2 separate regions of the Homo sapiens genome follow, and region 1 is linked to region 2. A link is a loop called in an ENCODE intact Hi-C map of the cell type or tissue named here. Cell type or tissue: heart right ventricle. All regions are shown on one strand. Each heading gives the region's core, and the rest is flanking DNA. Links, peaks and the distances in the headings are about the cores only.

What was found. A loop is a pair of places that touch in the nucleus more often than their neighbours do. Peaks named below come from ENCODE experiments on the same cell type or tissue, not always from the same donor. Only the 100,000 strongest peaks of a DNase experiment are listed, where the experiment ranks them.
Region 1: a loop joins it to region 2, with 5 times the contacts of the local background. A loop is called at or near these places in 69 of 110 quality-filtered maps.

The regions. Positions count from the first base shown.
Region 1 is chr18:62,119,881-62,136,101 of GRCh38, reverse strand. The region is part of intron 14 of PIGN (phosphatidylinositol glycan anchor biosynthesis class N); the gene reads left to right. Among named protein-coding and RNA genes, the nearest start is that of PIGN, 59 kb to the left of the region's middle. In heart right ventricle, for the core only: a CTCF peak has its summit at 4,587 (motif pointing right); a DNase peak (open chromatin) is centred at 4,597.
Region 2 is chr18:61,541,092-61,555,811 of GRCh38, reverse strand. CDH20 (cadherin 20) reads right to left here. Exons shown (of 12, transcript NM_031891.4): 10 at 10,668-10,785; 11 at 5,583-5,834; 12 at 33-1,622. The coding sequence ends at 1,117. Among named protein-coding and RNA genes, the nearest start is that of LINC01544, 200 kb to the left of the region's middle. RefSeq lists an enhancer at 1,219-1,726. In heart right ventricle, for the core only: a CTCF peak has its summit at 4,111; no DNase peak of the experiment used is centred there; H3K27ac peaks cover 361 bases.

The DNA of each region.
Region 1 (16,221 bases), core at 4,514-12,513, 580 kb before region 2:
ATATAAATGTTCATATGTTTTTCAAGAAATATTGATTGACTAGTATGTGTTTTGCGGATATAGCAGTGAACAGGATAGACAAAGGCTTTGCATTCATAGAGTTTATTTGTACAGTAGTGTCACAGGCAAACTATAACCAAATGAAGAAGTGAATAAGGAATACATTATCAATTCCTTTTATGAAGAAAATACACCGGCTGTTGAGAGTGAGAATAAGTGAGGGTTACTTTAGACCAGCCACTTTAGAAAGGCTGGTTAGGAGCCTGGCCAGTGTGGTGAAACCCTGTCTCTACCAAAAAATATAAAAATGAGCCAGGCATGGTGGCACCTGCTTGTAATCCCAGCTACTCGGGAGGCTGAGGCATGAGAATCACTTGAACCAGAGAGGCAGAGGTTGCAGCAGTGAGCCAAGATCCCACCACTGCACTCCAGCCTGAGCAACAGAGTGAGACCCTGTCTGAAAAAAAAAAAAAAAAAAAAAAGACAAAGAAAAAACAAAAGAAAAGAAAGAAAGGCTAGTTAGGGAAGGACTCTTCGTCAAGGGTTCAGGTGCACACTGCTACCCCTTTTTCCACGTGGCATGGTAACTGATCATAGACTTCCCCTATTTTGATGTTCAGTGTCTGCCTGCACATACATATTCAAAGCCACTGTGTCCTCTGGGGGTCTGGCGGGATGGCTGATTCCCATGTACTGGTTCACCCACTCTAGAGCATAGTGACCAGCCCTGCCTGTAGACCTGTCTGGCTAAAAATCACCACTTGCTAAAAGCCTGCAATATGGTCAAAAAAATCTAAGATAACATGAGAAATGGACTCTTGAGGTCATATGAAATTCAAGGAACAGAACCAAACCTAAAAACATTAAAATTCTCAGAAATATTTAAGAAACTATTGCATCCATAAAACAAAAGCAGCATTAACTTTGCAAAATGTAGAAAGGTACTAGATGCATTAAAAATAACTTCTACATTTAATAAGAAAATAAATATTTCATAAGAATGCAACAAAAAACTTAAAGATAAGTTGTATAAGAATGGTCCAAATGAGAGGCAGATCCTCCAAATTAGAATAGGAAGTGAGTGGACCTCAAACTAAATGAAATGAATTTTAAGTAGTAGATGGATTGAGTAAGAAGCTGGAGGAAATTAAGGACATGATGTATACATAGAAAGCATACATTTCTTCATCCGCCCGCCCATCAAAAAAAACAATGACAATCAGAAACTTAAGGGAGAAAGAAACATTTCAAACTTTACAAGAAAGCATGCTTCAAATATAAAGCACCCTCAGATGTGGCATGATTTTGAACAGTTGCTAGGAGTGTGAGAAAGGGAATTCATTTGAACATTGTCATGTGGATCAAGGCTTTAAAGAAATAGATGAGAAAATCTAATTGTAGCATAAAACTTTGTTTTTCAGTGGACAGTATTTAAATAGTCATGTGATATAAGTATTGGTTTTCAGCTTTTAGAGTCAATCCTTGGACAAAGCAGGGAAGAATGAATTATGATTACAGAATAGAATGCAAATGTTAGCAGCCTTGAAAATGTACAAGTGCAGTTAACAGGTTGGAAGGCAGAGAGGGAAGGAAATGTACATGGAATAGTAGCGGTGCTATTGTCTTCATGAAATAGAATATGGAGAATTTTATCTTTAGTTGAATTCGTCAGAGGTTTAGGTATTAGTTTTTGTTTTGTTTTGTTTTGTTTGAGACTGACTCTCGTTCTGTTGCTCAGGCTGGAGTGCAGTGGCGCAATCTTGGCTCACTGCAACCTCTGCCTCCTGGGTTCAAGCAATTCTCCTGCCTCAGTCTCCTGAGTAGCTGGGCTTACAAGCACGCCACCACGCCCAGCTAATTTTTGTGTTTTTAGTAGAGATGGGGTTTCACCATGTTGGCTAGGCTGGTCTCGAACTCCTGACCTCGTGATCCACCCACCTCGGCCTCCCAAAGTGCTGGGATTACAGGCATGAGCCACCACGCCCAGCCTTAGGTATTAGATTATGAAAGTAACCAAGGTCACCAAAAGAGGAGGTAAAAATGTGATATAGCCAAATTGAGTGGGGAGGAAAGCCAGAGACAACAAGGGGTCAACAAAAAGTACCCCCAGTCATCAAGTCAAGAAAAAGTAAGAAGAACATGTTTTTTAAAAATGTAGGCAAGTACCGGAATAACTAAAAACAAACACATGTAAAAGTTTTTGGTCTGGGTTGGTGAACTGAGAAATGAAAAAGAGTTATTATGCCCTTGTGTAGTGTTTGATTTTTAAAAAATATGTGCATATATTGCTTTGATAAAACTTATTTTTAAAAGTATGTTTATCAAAATAAATAGATATTCTAATCATTGGCACAAATTCAGTAGAATATGTAATTGGAAAAGGATACTATTCATAATAGAAATAAAATACCCAGCAATAAAATAATGAGAAATGTATATTGTAAAGAAAACTGTCAAATTTTATTAAGGACATAACAGGCAATATAAACAAACAAATGTTGGATAATACTGTTCAATACTGTAAAAATGTCGGTCCTCTCCAAATTACTTACTGAATATGGTATTATAACAAAAGGATTTTTGTATAACTCAAAAACATAATTTTAAAATTTATATCAAAAATAAATTCTCAAGAATAGCTTAATTAGTTTTGAGAAAGAAGAACAAGATAAGAGATTTGCTCTGCTAGATAACAGAACACATTCTAAAGCTATTATAACTCTAAAAAATGTAGTATTGATGCAGGCCAAACATATAGATTTAGTGGAACTGATTCGTGAGTACATAAAGAGATAAGATTCACTTGTCTACAACGTGCACCTTGACTTATGATGGGGTTACATCCCTAAGTTGCAAATAATGTAAGTGCAAAATGGATTTAATACACCTAACCTACTGAACATCATAGCTTAGTCTAGCCTACCTTTAATGTGCTGAGAACACTTAACATTAGCCTACAGTTGGTCAGAATCATCTAACATAAAGCCGACTGTATAATAAAGTATTGAATATCTCATGTAATTTATTGAATACTGCATTGAAAGTGAAGAACAAAATGATTGTGTGGGTACTCAAAGTATGCTTTCTACTGAATGCATATCACTTCCATGTTAGCTGAAAAATCCTAAGTCAAACTCTCATAAGTTTGGGACAATCTGTATATGGGATTTGGTTTTGACTGAAGGTAGTGTTTCAAATCAGTAGGAGAAAGATTTGTACTAAGAAAATTGACCATTTGGAAAAAATAAGGCTAGCTCTTGTAACCTCATTTCATTCACAAAACTAAATTCTACATTGATTAAAGAACTGAATATTTAAAAATAAGTAAAAGTGTGAGGTCTATAAAATATAAAATTTAACAGTCATATGGAAAAGATATTAGCTAGCATCATAATCAGAATTTTATTTTATCATTTTTTTTTAATAGAGATGGGATCTCCCTATGTTGCCCAAGCTTATCTTGAACTCCTGGGCTCAAGCGGTCTGCCTGCCTTGGCCTCCCAAAGTGCTGGGATTGCAGGTGTGAGCTACTGTGCCTGACTGTAATCAGAATTTATTAATTATATCAGTTACATAAAATTGGAAAATATACCAGAACCAGGTGGAATACTAAATTGAAAATTATTTTTTAATCATTTAGGGAGATGTGAACCACAGAAATTATTTGTTAAATTATTTTTAAGAGTATTTAGTTTCACTCATTAAAAATTTCATTCCCCCTTGAGGTATTTTGAAATAGAATATTTAAGGGCATTGACTAAATGTTAGCTCTGCATTACAAGTCTTTAATGTTTGGTGTTATCAGAAAAAACAGTTATCACCATTTACTGAGTACCATCGACCCTTTATTTCTTTAGTCCAGTGGGTTTTTTTCACATTAACATCATATATTTCTTTTTAATCACTTTTATATATGCACATAATGTCAGCATGTCTTCTTAGAAACTATATCAAGTAAATGTGGGCCTATAAACATAAAAGATCAAAGAGTACTGTTGTCACACATGCTTTTAGCAAAAAAGATAACCCAGGTTCTTTTCACAAACTATTGTGTAATAAAGTCTTTCCTTTTGTATAAGCATCATTTTTTTTTGTTCTTAGAAATATATTGTTCACTTGTCTGTTCTTAACTTGAGAAAATTCATCTAGGACATTGGCATCTGAAAATTCATAGTATCAAAATTTTCGTGACATGATTAATTTCACCAGCATTATTAGATTTTAGTTTAATGGTATCTTCACCATTTTTCCATTATCTTGTTCAGTCTTTTCTAGCATAGTTATGAGTAATTGGTGAATAATAAAATAATTCCTAGGGTAATGAAATAGCAAATGTTTCAGGACGTAGGAAAAATAAAATTGCCAAGATTCTTTATCTTAGGCTTGTAAAAGGGTCTAACAGGGCCATGTGGTAATTGCATATCCTATTTTTTTGCAAAAATAAATAAATTTTCTCTTTGATATTTTAAAGACCTCTAAAAAGAATAAAAGTCATAAAACATCCATTCTGATAAAGAGAACTGCTAAAAAACAAACACCTGAAGCTAAAATTGGGTCTGGCAGACCCTGGTGATGGTATGCTGAAGGATGACCAGCAGGTGGAGCTACATGACCAGGAGAGGCATAAAAGGATCACCCATCTGTAAAAGGAGGAAAAACACTTTATGTTTAAAATTGTATACTTTAGAGGCTGGAGTAAGACAAGAAATAATTTAAAAGAAAAAATGCCACAGAATAAGAAGAAAGCAAAAAAGATCTCTTCAGAGATATCTTAGGGGGAAGAATACGGAATTGGGAAGGGGATATATACCTTGCCAATAGAAGCAAAAATATTTGTTACTTTTTTATTTGAAAATTATTATATAAATTTGATAAACAAAGAAATTTTAACAAAAAACTGTATTTTCTACTAAAATGGCAACAGTATTTGGTTTCTCTTATAAAATTTGTTTCTTTTAGCTGATAAAGGCCCTTCCCTTAGACCCAACTTAAATACTAGCTTGTATGTGAACCTTTCTACCAGTTTACCTATCTGATTTACTAATTATTTGTAAGAAACATAATTTTCTGCTTCAAAACTGAAATTTATCTTTAAAAAAAACTTCTGTGCATCACATACCTACATAGAAAAATATTATTCATTTATTCACTTATGACATGAAGGGTGATACGATTCTATATCATTGGTCATGCTAAAGGAATGAAAATTATTCTAGAAATAACTTTTTATCCTGCTTTCTCTGTCTTTATACTCTTAAAATATTTTTCCCTTTAAATAGACATTCTAAAAAGGAATAGACAAGTATTACTAAAATATTAGGTCATGTGTAGATGAAAGCAAAAAAAATTTGTAACAAAAATCAGAGTAAGAAAGGGCAGCATTTTAGGAGATCTTGTCCTCTAAACACTAGCTGACCCTGAATAATTGATAAAATTCTTGGTAATCCTAAAATGTGGTTTACCTTATTCTATAGTATTAAGTAACCATTAAAAAAATGAATAGTAACAATTACAGCAAAGTAATGTGCACAGATTAAGACAACTCATTTCTCTCTTTTTTTTTAACTTAAACATGACATGTTTATAGATTCTTTAAAACTTGATATTTTCAATAAAAACAATTTAGTCAATAAAGGAAATTTTTCCTCACAAATTACTATGTAGAATGTTGTATTTCAAACATGTTGCTTTTTAAGTTAATACTTCATTAGTTTATCCATATCTGTAACTATGCATAGATTAAAGGGAAAATGAACAACAAATAGTAAAACCATCACTTTTCCTTGTGGGCAATCTGAATTTGGGCAGTTGATAGGAAGATATATTAGTTTTCTAGGGTTGCCATAACAAACTACCACAACCTACATGGCTTAGCATAACAGAAATACATTCTTTCACAGTTCTAGAGACTAAAGTCCAAAATTAAGGCTAGGAGTCCAAAAGCAAGGTGTCACCAGAACCATGCTCCCTCCAAAGGCTTAGAGTAGAATCTTCCCTTGCCTCTACCTAGCTTCTGGGGGCTGCAAGCAATCCTCGGTTTCCTTGGCTTGTAGCTTTATCATTCTACTCTCTATCTCTGTCATCAGTGGTCTTCTTCCTTGTGTCTCTGTCTCCAGATCTCCCTCTCAAGGACACCAGTCACTAGATTTAAGGTTCACCCTAATTTAGTATTAATGTGCTTTAGCTTGATGATGTCTACAAAGACACTATTTCAAAATCAGGTCACATTCCCAGATACCAGGGGTTAGGACCTTTTTGGGGGACACAATTTAACTCTCAACAGAAATTAATAGTTTACATTTGTCATCATTTCAGCCATTGCAGAGTAATTATCTTACAATGCTTCATTGATTTACTTAACCAGTATTTATTGTTTTCCTACTGTGTCCCAGGCACTATACTGATGTTGGAAAAGATAGACGTAGTGCCTGCCCTTGTTGGACACAAAGTCTAATGGGAACATATAGACAGTATAGCAAATGATACAGCATGATAAGGGATAATTCAATGTATTATGAGTGACTGTTTTTGTAAGAACAGTTGAGGAGCACCAAACCCACAGATGAGGGATGCAAATTTATAGGAAGTTAAATAAGACAACTTCAGTGAAGGCAGTGTTGGAAAGAGAACTTTTGATTTGTTGATACCTCAGAGAGCAGCTGAGATGGAGACGCAAGAAGTCTTCAGCTCAACGCACTTCTGAGGTAGTAACAGCCAATATACTAGCTTTCATTAACTTGACACTAATTGCTATGGGCTGCAGTGGGTCTGAGACAGCTAAGAATGTGGACTTAAGGTGGGAAAGTATGGCAGTGATGTGCTAACAAGAGACTCAGCTCTCTGAGAGAGGGAAAGACTCCCATTAATAGCCTTTGCCAATTTCATTGGTATAAATACGCTCACTATGATCAATCTCAAGCTACCAAGGATGATGCGACTAGAGAAAGGGAAGAGTTGTACACCATCTGCTCTCGGGAGCTGGTGTGAGCAGCCCTCAGCACGCCACTGAGGGAGGGAGAGAAGGGAGTAAGGAATTGAGGCAAGGGGAGAGAAAGCCAGGTGTTGAGAGCTAATAGAAAGTGCTTTCCAATATTGGCTTTGCATTGTCCTTGGAAGGGAATTTTGCAGGGAGTGAGTGGGGAGATCTGCATTTCCAATGAAACATCGTTGTATACTTATATTTTAATATTTCTTTATGATGACTTCTTATTTTGAAGCCAAATAGAAGAAACTTAATAGTTTATTTTTGCCTTACATTTTTCATGTTAAATATATTAAAGAAAATGTATTTTAGCTAAGGGACAGTAGATGCAAATGTAATAATAAAATATTATAGCCCTCTAGAAATAATGGGCTTATAGAATTTAATGAATATTTTAAACATTTTATTAAAATATTTTAATGACTCAAAACCCACTTTTGTAATGTGAAAACAAAGGATAATTTTTTCCTCATATCAACCTAAATGAACTCTTCTACCTTTTTTTCTTTTCTTTTTTTTCTTGATCTCTGTGGCTGCATGTGAGTATCCAGCTGTGCCCTGAGCTAACACTGTTACCTATGCAGTGATTCTGGAGTTGGGTAGCTTTTCCCCCTGATCTCTTATGGACCCCATCTGTTCTAAAGTTCCTTGTTTAAATGTAAAATACCTTCCGTGGCCTAGTGGTTTTAATTATGTTACTAGCTCTGTGGTCTGATCATTTAGGAGTTTCTTTGGCATTCCTCCTGGCTGGCTTCCAGCCATTTCTTTGTTTATACTTTTTACCACAAGCAAATCTCATCATCTCCAAAGATGATATCTCTGAAAGTCCTCAGTTTGTCACACCAGTCACAAGTATCTGAAAAGAGGGGAAGAAAATAATCAAATCCTTTTCCCCAAGTTTGAAATTCAGGAATTTTATATATTTTTTTGGTAATGTCATGAATAGTATAGTGATTTTTAAATGTATAGTTGTTTTATATATGATATTTTTAAATTCAGGAATAATTCTTGTGGGAATTATAAGATGTTTTTGACATTATAAAAGTGGGAATAAAAAATATTTTAGAAGATAAATATCCTAAACCAAGAGTTAGAAAATTTCATAAGGATTTTTCATAAGTTTGTTGGTATGTTTTCCATGTGTAGTTTCCCATGCATTTTCTTGTTGGGAAAATAGCACCATGTATTTTTAATTGCCATTTCCATCATCAGTCCTATCTTCTCCTTCCGCTATTATGTATGTTTATTATGGCCTGGATAATTGGAGTAAGAAAAATGCCACAGGATATAGGTCCCAGCTACTCAGGAGGCTGATATGGGAGGATCACTTGAGCCAAGGAGATCAAGGCTCCAGCGAACCTCAGTCACACCACTGCGTTCCAGTCTGGGTGAAGAAGCAATACCTTGTCTCAAAAAACAAAACAAAAAAAAAACACACAAAAAAACCAGACTGTTGCAGTTGTTCAAGCAAATGATAAGGTCTTGCACCATTGCTTTCCTCATGACTACCCGCTCACAGTTATTATGTACTTAGTGTATGCAAGGCACTGTTTTAAATAATTTATCAGTGTTCGCTCATTTAATTCTTAAAACAGCCTGATATGGCGGGTACTGTTATTACAGATACTTCGGCTGCAGTGGTTTGACTTAGGATTTTTCGACTTTATGATGGTGTGAAAGCTATACGCATTCAATAGAAACCATACTTCAGCAACAGTATTCAATAAATTACATGAGATATTCAGCACTTTAGTATAAAACAAGCTTTGTGTTAGATAATTTTGTCAAACTGTAGCCTGATGTAAATATTCTGAGTACATTTAAGATAGGCTAGGTTAAGCTATGATGTTTGGTTGGTTAGATGTAAATGGAAATTGACTTAAGATATTTTCAACTTATGGTGGGTTTATTGGGATGTAGCATTATCTTAAGTTGAGGAGCACCTGTATCTCATTTTCACATGAGGAAACTGAATCAGAATGATACTTCCCCCAAGTAACAGAATTAGTAAACATTGAAGCTAGGATGGAACCCAGGCAGTCTGGCACAGAATCTATCACTAACCAGGGTAAGATTTATCCTTCCCAGTGTCCTCCTTGAGAAATACTGCTTTAAGATTGACAAGATAGGAATGGAAGGAAGTTAGGGGTTTAAGGTACAATGGAAGTTGAATCATTAAGGTACAATGGAAGTTGAATCATTCAACAATTAAGTTGAACGGATGTTGGACATATATTATGATTTACTAAACTGCTGCTCATAGGATGAGGGTCAAGTTCAGTTGTGGATCTGCTGAGTTTGAGCTGTCTGTAGAACAGCATCATGGTGTGACTGTATAGACAATCGGAAATCTGAATCTAAAGCTCAGGAGCAGGAATCAAGCTCTAAATATAGATTTTGGAAATTATCCATACCCTAGTATTAATTGATGCTGTGAGGCTGGGTGAAATCCCTCAGTTAAGGATACTAGAGGCTGGAATATTGGGCAAGGACAGAGGGAAAGCGTAGGAAGTGCTAATATTGTTTTTCCCTATTTTTACATTTTGTAAAATAGATTTTCAATACATGATGAAACTGGGATGCAGAGACTTTAAAAAGTTCACATGAAGCTTTTAAGCACATATAAGCATTTCATTACAGTGATTTTTATGTTCCTTGATCATAGTTTACACTAGTTCTTTTGCTCCAGCCTAATAAATCACTCAGCACCTGTAATATAAAATGATATTTTCTGTGGTAAAATTTTAGAAAAATGACATAAACTTGTCAGTTTGCAAACACTATAGTGTTTACCATGAATTCATGACATCAATATTTAGTTTATCTGGCAGAATGTAGAAAAATGTATTAATCACTAGAAAGTATGATAATTATTATTTAAATGTTATATATGTTGAAAGAATCTTAGGACAAACAGGTGAAGTCTTATGGTATTTTGTGATATATATAATAATATTTTTGAAACTGCTTTTGTTTGTTAATAAAAATAGAAATTGCATGGAGAAATTGCTTGGCCAAAAATAGATACAATGACTGATCCAGATACTCTTGTTTTCAGATTTTTTTCTCATGCTGTTTTAATTGTAAACTGTTATACAATTGGGTTACTAAAACCCTTGATGGGTTCTAGTAATCACCAACTAGTAAGTCATAAAACTTTTGTAACTTACTGTATTTCAGAATTGTTATTCAGATTTTCCAAATTATTCTTTGTGAGTTATGTATGATGTCATGAAAACACTGATTTTTGTGTTTTTCATTCGTATTTTAAAATATTTAGTTATTCTAGTTTTATAACTTTAACATCCCATTTTAAAGCAAGACTTAAAAAAGTTTTTTCGTAATAGAATATACACCAAACACAACCTTAGTATTTATCAAAGAAAAACAAATTCAAGTTAGACATACTTTTTTCCATTTTTGAAATTAGCAAAAAAGATTTTTATATGATTATGTTGCTAAATGGACACAAAATGCTGTTGTAGTATACACGTATATAATCACTCTTTTGGAGAGTAAATTCCACACTGTAAAGAACCTTAAAGTATTTAAAATCTTTAACCAAGCAGTTCCATCGTGTGATACAGAACTTCAGGAAGTGAATGTGAAAAAGTCTTTGCCCCAAGGTATTCATCCTAGGATTGCTTATAATCAAAAAAATGGAAAGCCACATAATTGAACAATAATAACATGTCTACTAGAAAGACTATGCAACCATTAAATGTTCTGTTTTCAGATTCTAATATGTCTTAGAATAATGTTTATAATATAATCATCAACAAAATGCAACTTACAAAGTTACACATTTGGTATGATTACAACTACATTAAAAATTCGTGTGTGTGTGTGTGTTTATACACATATATACAAACGTGTATATTTATATACACATATGTACAAACGTGTATATTTATATACACATATGTACAAACGTGTATATTTATATACACATATGTACAAACATGTATATACACATATGTACAAACGTGTATATTTATATACACATATGTACAAACGTGTATATATACATGTATGTACAAACATGTATATTTATATACATGTATGTACAAATTGTATATTTATATATAAAGGGAATTTAATGAAAAATGCTAACATTAGTAAGATATGTGCTCTGGCAGTGATTTTTATTTTTTACTCATGCTTTTTTTGTATTTAACTATTAAAAATAATTACATGTTTTTTGACGAGAAAAATATTTTTAAAAGAGAAGTATTTCTATAGTTTATAGTTTTCTGAAATAGGTTTACATAAAGGCACATAATGAGACATAAAGTTTTTTAGCAAAGAAAAATAGGCAAAATGTAAAATAAATTTTGCCTGTTTTCCCATGCACACACATTGAAAGGAAACACAACAAAAATTTCAAAGCATGTTGGAGAAGGCCCTAAGGCATATGATGTCTGGTATTTGAAGAAGTGCAGGAAAGAGCAAAAGAGAGGAATGGGCAGGGGCCATATCTCTCCTCATAGGCAGGTTTAGCATTTTTACTTTGTCCTCAAAGTAGTGGATTTTAAGGCATGGTTAGATTTGCATTTTACGCATATCATTCACAGGTACCTGTGAGTTGTGGGAAGCAGGTTTTCCTCCACTTTAGAGATAATAAACCTGAAACTCCCAAGTCCTTAGTTACCTTGCTAGTGAGATTTACAGCTAAAACTTGAATCTAGACAGTCTCTCTCCTAATCTGGTATCTTTTTTTGCCATTCCTTCTGCCTCAAATGATATGTAATTTAGTACCTTTATGTTTTTAAAGGGAATACCATCAGATCTTTTGGTAAATTAGTAAATTTAGTGAAATTTGGTAAGTATTCTTTTAAGCAGATTTAGATCACATGTATAGTTCAGTAATATAGTAAATAATGGTATTTCTGTGGAATGCTTGGTCTACTAATGTTGCTGTGGTTTATTTAATCATTTTTCTCAAAATCTGATCTTAATGGCAGCTCATTATATAGACATAGTCAGTTTTTATTGTTAAGAAGTTATTCCATTTCTGAATAAGGAGTTGTCAGGGAGGTAAGCCAACAAGTTTAGTGTCATAACACCTTTGTGAAAATTTGAGTGTTTCAGTCTCTCTATATGATGCTTCATGCATTAGGGCTCATAATTAGTTCATAAAAGTAGAATTTTGAGAAACCTTTTCTATACAGTTTTGTCTCACTTTTTTTTTTTCATTTTTATAGTCACAGAAGATATAATGAGTTATAATATGTGATAAAATTAGTGGATCTTCTTCTTCTCTGGCCTTCCAAGTTTCCTATTGTCTGCATTCCAGTATCCTTTCCTATTCTTCATTATGCTAACTAGTTTTCCTAACATAGGAACCAAACATTCAGTTAATATTTTAGATGCCCCTTACTATTCAAACTCTCCCTTAATATCTAAAATTCAAAAACTGAATAGATGTGGATAATACCATATTTTCTTGTTAAACTAACTTGGTATCAGACTCTTATTATCTTAATTCAAAAGGTGAAATGAATTGGATATTCATTGTACAACTGCTTTCTAATATCTTTCAGTTTCCTCACTCTTATTTTCATCCTGATTTTAGGAAGAAAAATCATCCTGATTTGGTCTATGGAATAAATGGTAATATTCTTTGAAAGTTCTTATCAGCAAATTAATATCATGATAGCTTTTTTTCAGCCATTTAGTTCTTAATGTGCCTTCTTTTTCACTCAAGACATGGTTTGTTTTTTCTCATCAGTAGACAGTATGTTTTTATTATCCTCATTTTCCATCATCTTGTAGGCATTTAAGTGCAGATTTGATCACTTATGTAACTTTTCAGCAATTATTAAGGCTTTAAGAATTTTTTTCTATTATAGTCTTTCATTTTTTTAAATTTCATTTTTAGAAAGAGGGTCTTACGCTGTTGCCCAGGCTGCAGTATAGTGGCCCAGTCATGGCTCACTGGAGCCTTGACTTCCTGGGCTCAAGCTGTCCTCCTGCCTCAGCCTTCTGAGTAGCTAGGACAACAGGTGAGCAACACCATGCTTGGCTAATGTTGCCAAGGCTAGTCTCGAGCTCCTGGCCTCAAGCAATCCTCCTGTCTTGGCCTCCCAAAGTACTAAGTGCCTGAGTCACTGCACCCAGCCTCTATTATGGTCATTTTTGTTAATCAAAAATTTACATTCCATTGCTGGCTTATTCTTTATAAGGGCATGAGAGTTAATTAACGCTGCAAATATCCCAGAGACTTTATAGATGAATAATTTATCATTATTATACTATATTATATCTAAAACTTGTATTATTTTGGAAAAAGAGGAAAGATAGGTCTAGAGGGAACTGGAAGGAATCTAAACTCTTTGGTGTCAATGTTTAAACTGCTTTCTTGAAAAGAAAACATATTCTCTGAACAAAGATTCTTGTACCAAGTAAATCAATTTACTTTTCACAAGTAAGAGTAACTAATCAGGGTCTTTTTTATTAGCATCTGAGAACATATTTTCATTCCAGAAGTCTTCTCTTCACCATATTAAATTATGTAGTTCCTTCATCCTTTCCTTAGGGAAAGTTAATTTTCAACCCTGTATTTGATCTTGCTGCTATTCTGAATCCACTCCAGATGTCCTTGTCGCTGTTTGTGCTATCAACCTAGAAGCAAGGAAGTGCTAGGCATTTGCATTCATTAAGAGGGAACTGATAAAAATTTGCTATTGGATTCTGAATATTATAAAAAAAATATTAATTGAAATAAAAATAATATAAGGAAGTTAAGTAGAAATTTAGCTTATATGAGTAATCTAGGAATTTTAGTTTGAAAATTTTCTTTGTAAAATTGATACATTACATACATATTTTAGGGGTACATGATACATTCATATAATCAAATCAGGGAAATTTGGATGTCCATTACCTTAAATAGTTATCTTTTCTGTACACCAGGATCTTTTTAATTATTCTGTTCCAGCTATTTTGAAATGTATAATATATTAATGTTAACCATAGTCATCCTACTGCTCTATTGAACACCAGCTCTTATTTCTTCTATCAAACTGTGTTATTTATACCCATTAATCCACCTCTCTTCATTGCCTTCTCCCCTCTACTTTTCTAACCTCTGGTAACCACCAGTCTACTCTCTACTCCCTGTGTACTGTTGGTGGGAATGTAAATTAGTACAACCACCATGGAAGACAGTTTGGAGGTTCCTCAAAAAACTAAATATAGAACTACCATATGATCCAACAATTCCACTACTAGGTATATATATCTAAAAGAAAGGAAATCAATATATTGAAGAGATAATCTGCACTCCCGTGTTTATTGCAGTACTACTTACAGTAGCTAAAATATGGAATCAATCTAAGTGCCCATCAGTAGATTAAGGGATAAAGAAAATATGGTATATATACATGATGCAATGTTATTCATTCATAAAAAAGGAATGAAATCCTGTCACTGGCAGCAACATGAGTGGAACTGGAGATCATTATGTTAAGTGAAATAAGAGCGACACGGAAAGACAAATTTTACATGTTCTCACTCATATGTGGGAGCTAAAAAAAATAGATAGGAAATGTTCTTACCATCCATTCAGATAAATAGAATTCCCTGCAAAAGGTTGTGCCCTTAAGAAGTAGAAACTTTTCTGCATCATGGAATAATTTATGTGTTAATTCATGTATAACAATAAAATATTCAATATTTATTGAATAATATTCAATAGATTATCAGCTTTTAGTGATAAAAATGTGTAAAGTGCTTGGATTTATTGCCTGAATAAGGTTTAGAATGGGAATTTTTTTACCTCTGTGGTTTGATGGGTGAATTCTGAGGTCTGGGCACAGGAATTGTGGTGCCAACTCTTTATGTGACTTACTAGAACAACTTTTCCTAAGACTAAAATGACACTGCTGGCTGCTATTGTAGCCTTTTCTTCTTCAGAAATATCCCTGGCTTTCTATTGTGCCTTACATCATCTCTCAGCATTACCTTAGTCTTTGCATTCTAGTGTGTCATTGGCAAATGCCCTTGCCAATGCCCTCACCCTATCTTAAGACTTTTGCCTTAAAGTCAATGCCTGGACTTATATTAGTATAATGACAGCAGCATTGTTTATATTTGTGTGTTATGTCTTTTCTCATATCCTTTCACTTTTAACATTTTGATGTTCTTATATTTAAGGTATGTCTTCTGTAAGTAGCACATAATTGACTTTGTTGTTTGTTTTTTTATCCAGTATTCTACTTTTTTTCTTTTAGTTGGTGTTTTCGGACCATTTATACTTACTATAATAACTGATATATTTAGGTTTGTTTTCAATTTATCCCATCTGTTTTATGTTCCTTTTTCTGTTTTATTTTGTTTTTTTGTAGGATTAATTAAGTATTTTAAATTATTTTAATTTTCCAGCCCTCCCCTGCCCACATATTGGCTTGTTATTTATACATCCTTTTCATGGTCATGTTAAAGATTATGACAAGCATTTTGGGCACATTATTAGTTTAATATAAATTAAATTAATGTAAATTAACTTTAAATAACTTTCATACCTTTGATGTTATTGTTATATATTTTAATTATAAGTATATTGCTACATTTCAACTTTTTGCCTTGTATTATCAACATTTATTTAGATTTACTCATATATTCACTGTGCCTTTTGCTCTTCATTCCTTTCCACATTTCTGTATTTCTTGTCTATGATATGACATTTCTTTTCAAGGGTATTTGCCAGTGAAAGACATTTTTCTGTTGTTATTTGTTTGAAAATTCATTATTTTACCTTAACTTTTCAAACATCTTTTCAAGTGAAATTCTAGATTGTCAGTTATTTTCTTTCAGAAACTTAAGGATGTCATTCCATCATTCCTGTTCAGTGACCAACTGTTTTAATGTCATTTGTTTGAAGGCAATTTGTCCCCTTCCCCTTCCCCTTCCCCCAGCTGCTTTTAAGATTTTCTCTTTGACTGGTTTTCAGCAGTTTTACTGCCTGTCCATATACATGGTTTTCTTTGTACTTATTTTGCTTGGGGTTTGTAGATGTTCTTAAATCTGTGGATTAGTATCTTTCATTAGTTTTGTAAAGTTCTTGGCCTTTATCTTATCAGATATTGCTTCTGCCATATTCCATCTCTCCCTCTCTGGTATTCCAATTACATTCATATTAGACCTGTTTCATCATGACTCGCATTCTATTTCTATAATCTTTTTAGTATTTTTCTGTCTTTTTGCTCTTCAAGCTTCAGGCAAGGTATTTTCTTTTC
Region 2 (14,720 bases), core at 1-8,000:
CTGTTCAGCAATTAAACAAATTCACAATAGACTTTTCCTTCTATTTAACTTTTATTAAAAGAAGTGCTAAGGTACTGAGATGCAGTACATCATATTTATTACCAAAATTATTAACAAATATACAAAACTTGTACATGTAATTTTCTTACATCCATTTATTCTCTATAATACTGATTTTTGTTCAAGTAGGTTATCTACAGTATGTAAACATCCCTTGGATTGACCTCACACAGATTAGGAAAGCCCTCTAACCCATGCTTTTGTCAGATACTTCTTTTTTATTTGGCTTTCATTTGTAGCATCTAATCTCCACATTTGGCACATGGAAGAGACATCTACAGTGCAAAAGAGGCAGATTTTTCTGGTTTCATTCTGAACAATTTTGCAGGGGCACAGTTAAATAGCTGAGAGGAGACACGAGCACTCTAACTTGATGGCGTTGGATGAGCTGTAATGCCAACATCTCTTGGTTCAGCCACTAAACTTGAGCATAAAGTCAATGTCTCTTCCTTCACCCACCCTCCCACCCATCCACCCCCATGCAAGGCTGATTCAGTCTTAACCTTGTCTCAAAAGGGTTACGGGAAATTCCATCCATCCCAGAACAAGTAGGTTAATTTCACTGAGTAACAAGTTTTTTGTTCTTTCTTGTGGGTTGGTTTCTGTGGTTTGAGCCAGCAAAACTCTTAAATGGAGAATAAGATAAGATAAAAAACAGATACGAGAGTAGAACTTTCTGCTTTCAATTGGCATCTCTGTATCCAAGGCCAGAGCCTTTCTGTGGTGGAAAAGTGACAAAGGCCTTAGCGAATGGCAGAGAAAAGCCACCCTTGTCAGAACACCTTGGACTCCAAGCCTTCGCACACAGTGTCAGAAAAATCAAAAAGAAAAGAAAAAAAGGTAATTAAAGATTCTGCCCTCTTCCTTCTGGGTTTCCTTTTGCTTATTTAACTTAATCTACCCAAGTAAAGCTGATCCAGAGAGAGCTCTGTTCGCCTGCTCACCCCCATTCTCACTCTCCAGCACAGTATTGCTCGTGTGGTTGGCTGCACCTTGTCCGCGAAGCACCCGCGGAGAACGTCTGGATTTGGACGCGCGCCTGCCTCCTGGCTTCCGTCACCACAGCGGCGCGGGTCCCTCCGACGCCCCGTAGAGCTCGGCCAGCTTCCGGAAGCGGGGCCCCCAGTCCGTCAGGAAGTCGAAGCTCTGTTCCGAGTCCGACGTGGCCGACTGCAGGGAGCTCAGCGACCCCGCCACAGAGCCGTCCCCCTCGAACATATACGTCTGGAGGGAGTCGAAGGGCGGTGCCCACAGGTCCATGTCGGCCTCGTAGAGCTTGGCCAGCACGTAGCTGTGGACAGTGCTGTTCACTGCGCACGTCTGAGGCACGTAGCGGGAGAGGCTCTCGATCTCGGGCAGCATGTCCTGCCGCGTCTTGGGGGCGGCCCCCGCCTGCGCCTCCCGGGGGTTCCACATGGCCGCGATGTCGAAGGCCTCGGTGTCCTCCTCGCCGCCGCCCTCGTCGTCGTAGCGGACGATGTTCTCGTGGATGTTTTCCTCGTCGTCGATGATGTATGGTTGTTTCCGGTGCCGCCTCATGGACAAAATGAGCAACACCAGCACTGCCAGGAACAAAAAGGAGAGTGTGTTTACCGAGGAGATGTGGCTGTGTGTGCGGTGACTAGAAGTAGTCTTGATTCACCACGGATAGGGGAAGGGCTACCGAGTGGAGGGCTCAGAGATAGCTTTTGGATATCTGAAACCTCGGGGAGTTCTAATTTAAGTCCACTTTGTCCTCTTTCTGTAAGTCAGGTTGTGGACAATGAAGCCCTGTATTTCTTCAAATGGTTTAATTAGAAAAAGTTGCCTATAGTCGCTTACCATCAGCTTGCTGTTTTGAAATTGTGTGTCTACACCTAACACCCAATTTAAAATCCCACTAACAAAGCACAAAGGCCTGCTATGGACCAACATACTCTAAGGACCAGATCACGTGCTCTGTTTATATGATGAAAAATATACATTTATCCTCTTATAATGTGAAAGTCTTATTATGTAGGTGGAATTCTGCTTCCGTATATTAGCATCTTAATAGGATTCTACTCTGTATATAATCATATCTTAATATGCATAGAGACACACATACTAAGTGTGCACCAAAGTTGTAGTCTTTTTATACCTCTAAAAAACAACAGAACATAAGTGATCCCTGGGGTCCAATAAACTCAGGTTCCTCAGAGAAGCCTTTCATTAAAGAGGTGGTTGTGGCTTTCTGGACCCAAGGGTATTTATGGAAGGCAGAGAATGAGCAGTGGCCTTTTATATAATTCATCATGTTATCAAAGAAACACCACACTGTTAGATGTGCCCTTGCAGGTTTGGATAAAATTTTATCCCAACAAATGCATTTTTCCCCCCTAGAATGTGTTCGCTGGGGTTTAAAGGAGAGATAGAGATAATCCCATTGAGCTATTTATCTCTCTGAAAACGTTTTCCAGGAAGAGTGTTGAGGTTTTAGCTGTAGAACTGCTATTGATTTTTTTTTTTTCTGGTGTGCTTTGTTATAGCTGGTGAACAGTGACAGTTTGACAGCACTGCAAAATAAGACCCCAGTTTATCCAAGGGGAGAAAGTGGAGTACATTCATACATGCAGTAAAAGATTACCGACTAATAAAACTCACAACAATGATTTAAAAATTTTTTTGAATGTAGATGTGCTTTTTTATCAATTGCAATTAATGACATTAATACGTAATATTTTCCCAGATAGCTTTGGTGACAAAACATACACAGGAAACGATGATACGCTCATGTGTATTTTCCCTGTGTGCAAAAATACGAGGCGTGGACTGAAAGGAGGGTGGGATTCCTAGAGAAAAAGAGACTAATAGGACTCTAAGGAAGCGTGGGCTTGAATCGAGCCTGAAAGGTTGGAGTGTGATTTGGATTGATGCAGGTTGGAGACGTGAGATTCGAAGTGAGCATGCTGTGTTTGCAGGATTCAGTAAAGTTATTAAACCCAAGTATTTTTAATCCTCTATGCTAAGCAATGGGGAAACAATATTGAGTGTGACATGGATTCTGCTCTTGTGAGCTTGTAATCTAAGGAGATTATGGATGCTGATAATTAATGCAAGTCAGACAGTGATAAGGGCTGTTAGAGCCACAAGTGTCACTGGGAGAGTACAGAGGCAGGGCCAGTGAATTTTACCTGGGAGACTGGGTAGGGCTTCACAGAGGTGACCTTGAAGTGGTAGGGGCGGTATTTTGGATAACGCTAGGAAGCAAAATTGGAAGTCTTTTGAATACCTTGCTGGAGAGAATTCTGATGGTCATGGAGAATTAGGCCGTTTATATAGAACTAGTCCGTCTTTTGAAAAATAAAGACAGCTACATGTCTTTTTTTTTTTAAGGTAATCTAATTAGGTAAATAACAAATATTACATAACAAATATTACATGATGCCCTGAAAATCAGATTTTGAGGAAAATGGTCTTATTCAGCTGAAAGGCTTCTCTGACAGAAGAGAATTAGTTCTAGGGATGGTTTATTCTTCGTGTACTATAGGCACGGTGCGTAGAGCTTATGAGATTTTCTAGGCACTAGATACATATATGAGACATGAAAAAAAAAAACCCAGGAAGTCAGAATTAATTTATTTAGTTGTCTATAAAATATAGTATTTTGTTGACAAATGCAAGTCAAATCTTAAAGTTTGATGAATTATTTTTAATGTGGGATGTGTACTCTTAGAAGTAAGGGTACTTAAAACTGTGAGGATTTTATGACAGCTCTGCTCAATTTAGCTCCTGAAAACTGTTTACTTTTTCTGTACGGTTTAAAAGACAAGACATCATCGTGGGTGGGAAGGGATAAGATAAATTGTCCCTTGCACACCATTTTTAACTTGAGAGCCTCTCCAAGCCAGTCTCTTTAAATCAGTATTTCTGTAATGATGGCTTTTTGTGGGCCAGGGCGAACTTTTAACTTCGACATTTTCCAAAGATAGAAGTAAGGACAGCCAGTCTGGAAATTCCTCCCAGGAACAAGTTTCTTCAAAGGCCTCTTACAGGTCATCCACTTCTGTGCTAAAGGACTCCCAATGCCACCTTATGGAAACTCAAGGAATTGCAGGGAGGTTTTACTTGTCAATGCAGTCAGGGACCAGAAACCGTAACAATTTTCTCTTGACACAGGGATCCAAGAACTTAGAAAGGTTACTTATTTATACTCTTCCTCTCTTTACGTAGGACTGAACTAAAACAACAAAATTAAACCACATGTTGTATTTTTAAATGTATTTTGAGAAGCACATTGCACGGACCTACCTAGAAAATCAAGTGTTGACATTTTACACAGGAACTTCTTTCTTTGGTCTGTCTCTTGGTATAGAGGTGAACTTGGGATCAAGGGTGTATGTGAATATCTGTACCTCTATTCTAATTTCAATCCTCAGGGCTTTTTCCCTCAGAAAACTCGGACTTCTTTTGTATTGAATAATACTAGTATCTACTAAATCTGTTTTTCTCTAAGCATGATATATATGCTATAGATTAGTTCAATAAGAAGAGCAAGGATATATGTACAGATACTTTCTTTTTTGCAAGAGTTGGTTTAGGTGTTTTTATTTCACTGTTTTTGAGTGTGGAATTAGAAAAGAATTGCAAGGATGGCCTTACATACCAGGGAGTTGGGGAGCCACCTTGCAGTATGACTTGAGAGGAAGAAGGAAGGGTTCCTTACCCCAGTAGTGTTCTGCCACTGCTAGCCTGTTATGTCCTTATTTCTTCAGCAGAGGCAAACTGACCCTGTTTAGTCACTGTTCCTGGTTAGATGGCCATGGTGCCTAGGAGGTGTACTAATCACCCCAAACAGCTTATTCTCCAGAAATCTGTGTGGTTCACACCATCACTTCCTTCAGCTCTCTGCTCAAAGGTCTTATCAGTAAGGGATTCCCTGACTACCCTGTTTGAAGTGGCGTCTATCCCTGTCACTTTTCCAACCAGGATACCTTATCCCTCTTCCCTTCCTGTAATACCACCTCCAGAATCGGGATGAGCATTTAGGAGAAAGGCAGTGCCTTTGAGCCACAGGGGTGCCCAGTGTATATAGCCTGCCTGCATTTCAGCCCTGGCTGTGCCTCTGACTTTGGTTTTGAGCCTGTCACTTACCCGTTTGTGACTTAGCTACTACTTAAATGAAGGGGTTAGAAGAGGTGATCATCAAATCCTGTCTAAATTGTAATTTTGATTCTATGATGTCAAAATGAACCTGCTTTGTTCTGAAGTAAACTCAGGAAGGCCAGGACTTGTCTGTTTTATTAATCCTAGCACCTTGTGTGGTGCCCCAGCTCATAGTAGATACTTTATAAGTATATGTGCTTTGATCTTGCCACAGACACCTCGAAGAAGGGACTGTCCTCAATTTCTTTACTGTTTTTTGTGCAGCCTCACTCTACCACCTTTTGAGTAAGCAAGGTGTGGAAGACCAGTTCTGAATAGCTGTGTCAGGAAGGTAATGAACAAATGTCTGAGTGCGCACTGGCAGGACTCCACAGAAGGGAAAGCAGCCCCTTACTCACCTAAGAGGACAAAGATGCAGGCGAGGATGGCAATGAGGGCGCCCCGGCTCAAACTGACTGGGAGCATGTAGGCCTCTGGGCTGCAGGACATGACGTGGCCGTCGTCATCACAGCTGCACACTTGGATGGTCAGTGTGCCTGTGCTGCTCAGCACGGGCTGCCCGCTATCTGCTATCAGGATAGGCAGGTGAAAGACACTCTGCTCCTGCTGCCGGAAACCAGACCTCCTGGTTAGAATCCGTGCTGTGTTATCTGAAAGAAGGAGGGGTTCCAGGATTGGAAAAGGGAAGGTGAATTAATTTCTTGGATTGAGGAAAGCAAGGGGGCAGGGGCAGGGTGTAGGAAGGAAAGAGGATAGTCAGATATTCCCTGGTAGTGGTCAACCATGGCGGGTTTGCCTGGATCAGCATTTGGATTCAGAAACCATGCTTTTTGCTTGCTTTTAGGCAAAACCCTGAGGCCTAAGAAGAGAAAGCCTCTTTTTTTTTTGAGTCTGTCTTATCCTTTGTGACATAAAGTGCCCAAGGCAAACTGTCAGACTTCAGATCTAACAAAAATGTCCCTGGGAAAGCTTGACAGAAAAGAACAATCACTGGTGACTTGTGGTCACTGTTTGTTCCTGCTCAGCAGCTTGCCAAGGCCCCAGTGCTGCTTTGCGCCTCCAGGAAAAGAATGCTGAGGAGCCTGTGTGACTGTGGCAGATTACTTATTTTTGCCGCTTTGTCTGGAATTCACGTCTTTTACTATTTTCTTTTATGCTTCTGAAATGCAGTCACCAACTCCTGTGTTTCCTAAAGAACCTGCTCATTTAGTAGAAGCTTCTTTGAAATCCCCTAATCATATGACACACCTTGTTATTTCTCCTGGGTTGGTGGTCTCACTTTAAGCAGTTAAAATGAACTTGGTGAAACTTTGTTACTGATCAATACTAGAAATCTTTCCTCCAGTTTTAAAGGGGATTAGTCAAATTATTAGATATTTTCTACAAAGTTGGGATGTGTATGTGTGTGTGTTTACATTTATATTCACATATTGTGTTGTGGGAGTTTTCATTTTTAAAATCTACATTCTCAAGTTTCCTGGTGTAGGTTTGAATTCTAAAGTAGATATACTTTTGCAAAGCTCAGATTATTTTCAGCAGAGGAAAAATTTGAGAGATGTAGTAGGACATGCAAGAAGTGATTCTCAAAGCTAATACCACCAACACAGAGGTCCCATGGATGTGTTTCATATTTCATAGGAAAGAGTCTAGAACATCACAAAAAATTTTGAGAGCCTAACCTAAGAAAACATTATTAGTGATTATCAATATTTCTGGTTCTTCTTCCCATTTTGGACATAATAAAGGATTACACTTTTCTATCCTCTTAAATGTGGGTATGTCTGTGTGATTTGCTTTAGTTGATGAGCAATAGTGATTTGTGTTACTTCTAGGCAGAAGTCTGTATGAGCTGGTGTGTAAGTCTCCATGCTCTTTCCTTGCTGTAGTTACTGAGAAAGAACCACAGGGTGTGAGATGCAGAGCGGGGCGGCCTGGGACGCTGAGCTCAGACCCACAGCAGGCTGTATGTGAGCAAGAAATTAACTGTAGTTGTGCTAAGCCACTGAGATTTTTGTGGTAGTTGTTCCCATAGCATAATCTGGGCTATTCTGAGTAACACATTACCCCTTAATTAACTTTTCTTCCTCCACTCTGCTTTTTATGCTAACAGCTATTGTTACTAAAGGCTCATGTGCCATGTACCTGGACTTTGCATGCAGTATCTCACTCAATCTTCACAATTTGGACATAGTAATAATCTTACTCGTTTTCAGAAATAGAAGTAAGGCCTAGAGTGATTTTATTATTTGTTTGAAGCCACTAACCTAGTTAGTAGCAGAGCTGGGATTTGAACTCTGGTCTCTCTGGCTCCAAAACATGTACATGTTCCATTGTGCTACATAACTGCTTATTTAGTTTAGTAATATTAACTGTCAAAAAAAATTCAGATAAGCATAACCTCTTCCTGCTTTGATACAGGCTACTTCTTATTTTCTTCCCAATGGAGAAAGGATGCCAACCTGAGGATTATATTCATATTTCCACCTACCAAACAACCCGTGCACCTTTCTGTGTTCCAGACTTAATAGCTAAATACTATCAATTCCACTTTGTAGTTTTAATTGCTTGTTTTTTCAGAAAGCAGGTTTTTCTCTAATCAGAACTTTTTTTTTATTTTTTTGGTTTAATCCAGGTGAGGTCATGAGACTTTTAGAAAGTCTGACTAGAGCCGAAATTCATAAAAGTATTATACCTACGATATATATGTTTCTTGATCTAAGAATTATTTAAGATTAAAGAAAAATATCAGAGCATCACATTGCTGAGTCCAGTGCTGGAAGGGGCCTGGCATATAGTAGCCACTTGGAAAATTTTTGTTGAATGTGATAATGAGGACTTTAGTAACTTATTTGGAAACAGCATTTTTTTCTGAGGTGACACAGAACACTGTGTGTGTGGGGCGGGGGTGTAGTGGGGGGGCATGGTAAAACAGGACTCAATTTCTAATCCCAGTTTTAATGCTTATTCAGCTTATTGACTCTGGTCTTGGGCCATTTGCTTACTTTCCTCATCTATCAGATGGGACAATAAGAATCAGAGGGATTAATAACTTCCTTAAAGCCTCACAGAATTATTGTAAATATCAAATAAGGTATGGGAAAATACTTTGAAACTGTAAAGTACTATATACACATAATTCTTTTCATAATGTTTTGGGGCTGAAAAGTAAAAAAAGGCTTTACTGGAGATAGTGCCCTGTTGTGTTCATAAAAGGACATCATGTTTCAGGCACAGGAACAGAGGTAGTTGACAGTAGATCTGCCCTATATTAGTCAGTTTTTGTTGTGGTGGCTTTTTTTAGAGACAGGATCTTACTCTGTCACCCAGTCTGGAGTACAGTGGTCTGATCATAGCTCACTGCAGCCTTGAACTCCTGGGCTCAAATGATCCTCCCACCTTAGCCTCCCAAGTAGCTGGGACTACAGGTGCATGCCACCATGTCTGGCTACTTAAAAAAAATTGTTAGGGATGGGGTCTTGGTGTGTTGCTCAGGCTGATCTCAAACTCCTGGCCTCAGGTGACCCTCCTGTCCCAGGCTCCCAACTAGCTGTGACTACAGGTGTGTGCCACCATGCCTGGCTAATTTTTAAAATATGTTTTTCAGAGATAGGGTCTTGCTGTGTTGCCCAGGCTGGTCTTGAACTCTTGGTATCAAGCAGTTCTCCTGCCTCAGCCTCCCAAAGTGTTGGAGTAACAGGCATGAGCCACTGTGCCTAGACTTGTTCAGTTTTAAAATGAGCCCCAGTAAAGGATACTCGTGAGATAAATTGTCATTTGGAGATTAAGAGTTCATGCTTTCTGTTGAAGATGTGCTGACTTCTGTTTTGGGAAACCTTCCAAGAGATGAGTCACGTCTTACTATAGTCATCCAGTGCCGGTGGCCCATCTTTTTAAGGAATTGGTTCCATAAATTGGTGCCCAAAGTCCTCTTTAAGAAATTTGCAGCATTTTGCTGCATTTTGTTTCACTCATTAGAATGATAGCTTAGCTGAACAGTTGAAGAAAAAATATAATGTGTTACAATGTGTTATTTTCCCTCCCCAGGGTTGCCTTTGTAAAGCCAATCCTAGGTTGAAAGCACTTTTTGCGGGAATAGTTTCCCTATGAAGCAGATAAATGAATAGTTCAAAATTTTGACCCAATAAAAACTTCAGGATATTTAATTGAAGTATTTCTGCCTTTATAATTCATATTACCATTCCTTCCAGAATTATTATAGTATTTTTATGGTGACATGTAGGAGGTTGAAGGGATGACTTAGAAGAATGCTTTGCCATTTAGAAGAAAACAGGTTTGAGAATCTCAAGTTTTACAGCAGAAAACTGTCATGTGGGGTTGAAGTAATACTTTTAATCTCAAATAATTGATGTTTGAAACTAAAACCAGGCGTGCCTAACCTAATCATGACTTTTTGTTACCCTTTGCTTAGATTTTTACAAAGCGGCAATTAATATTTTAGAATCGGAATGAAAATGACGCTACTGCAGTCTCAAGAAGTGATGACCTTCCCAGGGTCAGCTGGCTAGCTGGCAGCAGAGTTAACAACAGATGAGGTTCATTTGACAGTTTAACTTATTTTTTCCATTGCCCTGACCTTTTTTTTTCTTTTGAAGCAAATCATCTGGCTACAGAACAAAAGTCCTTCCTTTTCCCATCTGTGCCCAAAGAAGAGTGTGCTGGGTCTATGAGCCCCTTAGCTGGTCTGAATGCTTGTTGGAAAAAAGGGGCCTAGAATTCTGTTCCATCAAAGCTATAGCGGGGAGCAGTTTATGGATAGGGAACCCTACCTGAAAGTATTTCTCTAAATCATTCTAAAGTAATAAAGCTGTTTCAGTGCCAAAACTGTGTTTATGGTCCTGTATTTGCTCTTTGTTATCTCTATTATCCTTTGTCTCCTTATTGTTTGGAGAGCTTTTTACTGTTTCCTGCTTTGATCTCTGCCTAGAAATGTGCCCCCAGGGGTTTTTTATTTTATTGTATTTTATTTTTTATCCTAGATCACTTTCTATCTTTCTCAGATTTTTCCCGTTGTTACAGAACATATGAACAGGGCTGCTACCAGTGGGAATGAAGGATTTTGCCTCTGTGCTTTGCAGTGTTTCTGGCACGGGACAGGCACTCAGTAAACATCTGCCGACTTACTGACTGAATGAGTTTTAGAGTTGGCAAAGGGTTCTCTGTGTTTGTTGTTCTGAAACAAAACTTTAAAAGACACTGTGAGGCTGGGCACGGTGGCTCATGTCTGTAATACTAGCACTTTGGGAGGCTGAGATGGGAGGACTGCTTGAAGCCAAGAGTTCAAGACCAACCTGGCCAACATAGACCCCATCTCAAAAAAAAAAAAAAAAATACACTGAATTATTAACATCCTCCCTGCTGGTATGGAACAGGTAGCCTTTGACACTGTTTGCATAAGACAGTAACCCAAAGTAGCTGGCCTATGCTGTAGAAAAGCACAGATAGCCAACCATCCACCTGATTACCTTGGTTGTCCCTTATGGTAAAGTTGGGGTTGTTAGCAGCCTCAGGAGCCAAGCTGTAGTAGAAATGCTGACCATTGCGTGGGTCATCTTGGTCCACCGCACTCACTGTCTGGATCAGCTGAGGGAGGGACATGAAATCAGGTGAGTTGGAGCCAAAGGAAAAAGCACCAGGGCCCAGTTAAATCCCAAACCCGGAAACGCGATGGTGGGATGTTTTACCTTATGAGAAGGATATCATTGGTATGGGAGAGGGGCAGGGAAATGCTGGGTAGAGAAGGGCAGGGTTCCTGGTGAGGGCTCCATCCTCTGGCCTGTGCCCACGGATCTAAGTGAGAATAGGAACTCCTGTTTTTGGGCCCAAATGTTGCATTTTCCAAGACCACTCTGGCCCACCACGCCCCCCATTCTGTACCCATATGAACTTGAGACCTTAGCGGGCACAGACACAAGCAGCTGGATGTTGAGAGGAGAAGAGGAGCACACCAGCAGACACTGGCAGACTAGCGATGGTGGAATGATGCGGATGCCAAGGGAAGTTCAGCCCGGGACAGTTGGAGAAGAATCTGGCCACTGGGAAGCCCGAATCCGGGGGAAGATCACCTTCCCACTCCATCCCCCGCTTCTGGCTTCCCATCCATTTAACTAAGAACCACCTTCACCACTCAATAAACGTTGCACTCAGCCTTCCAGCCCATGTGTGATCTGATTTTTCCAGTTCACTGGGCAAGAACTCAGGCTGTCACACTGGCCCTGTGTCCTTGTGATAAGGCAGAGGGTCTATTGAGCTAATACAAGCCGTCTGCAGAAGGCGTAGCTGAGAGTGAGCACACTGTAACACACGCCCACTTGGGCTTCAGGAGTCCTAGACGCTGCCTTTGGGCCAGAGCCCAAAAGCGCTCCCCATGGCTTCTGCACCTGCCCGTCTGCATGCTTCCCCTAGGGGTTTGAGCAGCAGGGCACACCCCTGTTCTGCAAGGGGGATAAGGGAACTCTCCCGTTCCATGTGAAACTTCCCTGCACAGTCTCCATGCCATCACACACCTTGGGATTTAATTTTGCTTTAGGGTTGGGCTTGAGTATGTTAGTAGGCATAGGATAAATGTTACCTAAATACTTCAGATGTTAGACATCAAAATAACATATATTCTTCCACCACGGCCAGCCGTTTCTAGGCAGTCTAAAAAATAAGAGACTTTGAGTTAAAGGGCTCGGGTGCCACAAAGTCCTGCTTGACCCCATATTTTCTTCTCACCTCATCTACTTAACCTCATCACTGGCCCAATATTTCAGGGCTAAATTGCTGTCTTTAAGAAGCCCCTATTTAAGAATGACCATGACCTGAAGAGAAGTGAGTGACCCATTGGCATTGGCCATGTCAGGTTAACAGAAAACAGACATGAGGGAATGGGTCACAGAGAGTCACATTTTGTTGGCAGGAGGGAGAGCTAGCAAAGATAGCACAGGATCCCCAGAGTAGAAATGCAGAACAGACAAGAGTCAGAAGCAGAACTCTGGAGTGGGGAGAGCAGGAGGTCAGGTGGCTTCCTCTTGGACTCACTGGCCACGTTTTGCCTTTTCCATAATGTTTTTCAAAGGAGTAAGTTGCATGAAGTCTGTGGAGACCATGATGTAAAAGCTATTAAAGAAATCTGTGTGAAACAGACGACTGGAACAGGAGCTGGCAGGCTGAGGGGGTTACAGAAGAGGCATTGAACGGCAGCCTCCTTCATATGTGTTTCCTCTTCTACCAAGCAACAGCACAGACTATTCCTACCCATCTTGGGCCCAGCCCTGTAGACTTGCCAATCCTGCTGTTTAAAAGCCAGCTGTGCTTCTACCACCATAGGAACCAGGACATCAAAGGTCAGTTTGAGGTCCCAGCTGGGCTTGCTTAGTTTGTATTTCTTCATCTGTAAATTAGGGGAGCTAAAGCTAACTCTCACAATATGCTGAAGATTAAATAACTGGGGGTGGTGGTAGGGGGAGCTCCCATCGGGGCCTTTTGGACACTGTGTTGCTCAGATCCCCCTTCAATGAAGGATTTTTCCCCGTCACCTACCAGTCCCTTTAGGGATTGCCAATTGCAGAGAGCCACCTACCCACTCCTATGGTTTGCATATTTGACCCCACCAAATCTCATGTTGAAATCTGATCCCCATTGTTGGAGGTGGGGCCTGGTGGGAGGTGTTGGGGTCATCCAGGTGGATCCCTCATGAATGTTTTGGTGCAGTCGTCCTGGTGATGAGTTGAGTTCTTACTCTCTTTGTTCCTGTGATAGCTGATTGTTAAAAAGAGCCTGGCACCTTCCCCTCCTGCCTTGCTTCCTCTCACCATGTGATCTGCACATGTTGGCTTCCTTCCCCCTTCCTCCATGCATGGAAGCAGCTTGAGGCCCTCCCTAGATGCAGATGCTGGCACCATGCTTCTTGTACAGCCTGTAGAACCATGAGCCAAATGAACCTCTTTTCTTTATAAATTACCCAGCCTCAGGTAATCCTTTATAGCAATACAAACCGACTGAGACACCCATGGTCACCACATCCTTCCAGGGCGACATCCAGTGACTAATTAATGTGATAGTATACGGGTCTGGCTATCCCATCTCAACTTGGGGAAACTCTAGTTCTGGAACTCTCTGAGAAGTCAGCTAAGGCAGTTAGTCTGCATGGCAGCTGGACTTCTTTTGCCCAGTCCTGCTTCCTTCACTTCCCTCCCACAGGTGCTGGCCCCAAGGGCCCTCCTTAATAAACACCTTATACTGGAACTCCATCTCAGGGTATGCCTCCTGGAGACCCCAACTATTGAACCTGAAAGTAGGGGGAATGGAGTTCCCAGGAAGGTGAGGGCCAGGAGACTAATGGAGATAAACTTGCTCACAGCCAATCCTAGTATCAGTGCTGCTCACACTCCAGGATTACCCTCCTGTCCTATCCTGCCTGGAGACAGAGCCGGCACTTTTCAGCTTGCTTGTAGTGCCAAACACATAGAGAGGTAACATATTTCTTGAGGCATGTTACACATAGGTGATTCTACGTAATTTGATAAACATAGTTGGGAAAGTCGTTTCAGAATATCTGGCCTGCGTATTGTGTATATATTGGTGAGACTGGGGCCTGAGGCACAGAGCTGGTTGCTTACAGGGCTTTAAAGCATGAGTGAGTGAAGATACAAATCGCTAAGTCTGGGTTGGGAGCGCATGGCCCGCTCTCCTGCTCTCTGTTCTCCCAGCAGGTCAGATTTCTTCCTCAGCCCCACTTGTCGTGCAATATTCTGCTCAGCTGGTTTCATTCCGCCCTTGTCCATCACCAAGTATGTTATCTGATTTCTTTATGGGCTTCCTTCAAGGCTGCTTACTAAGAGGGAAGCATGTGTCTGGACTTGTCAGATGTGAAGCTGAGGACAGTATCCAACAAGTAAACACAAGGAGGCCCGATACTTTATAAACCAGATGTATCTCTGAGCTGTATGCTTTTGAAAAATCTTCAAAACATTTCCCAGAGCCCAAATCAAAGGTTAATATTTTCAGTATCTTGGCCTAAAGGTGACAAATGGGACAGACTGAACTTGAAGTGAAAGATCTGTACTTCAGATCACTGTATAACAAACTATTAAAAGATGCATTTAGAAATGGGGACTATGTTTGTTTGATTACAAAAACAGGAGAGATAGTTGAAATGTTCTTCACTTGTTAGAATGCAACCTCTCCTACTCTGAAGCCCTTTATTTTGGGGGGAAGGAGGTTTAATTTACTCTGCTACTTATCACCCTCTTTGTATTATAGATTAAAATTAGCTTATTTTATCATAACAAAATATTCATATAATTTTATAACAAGTTTATATTACATATATATAAATTTTATAATATAAAACAAAAATTATTAAAATAAAGACCCAAACCTCCTCACTTAAACTCAACTACCTTAGCACAGTAATTATACTATTTTTGCATCTTCCCTCTCGATCATTGTTCACTTGCAGTCATAATTTTACATGACTGCAAGCATGTAGGTGTAGTTTTTATACCTCCCTTCTTTACTTATAATAACATGGA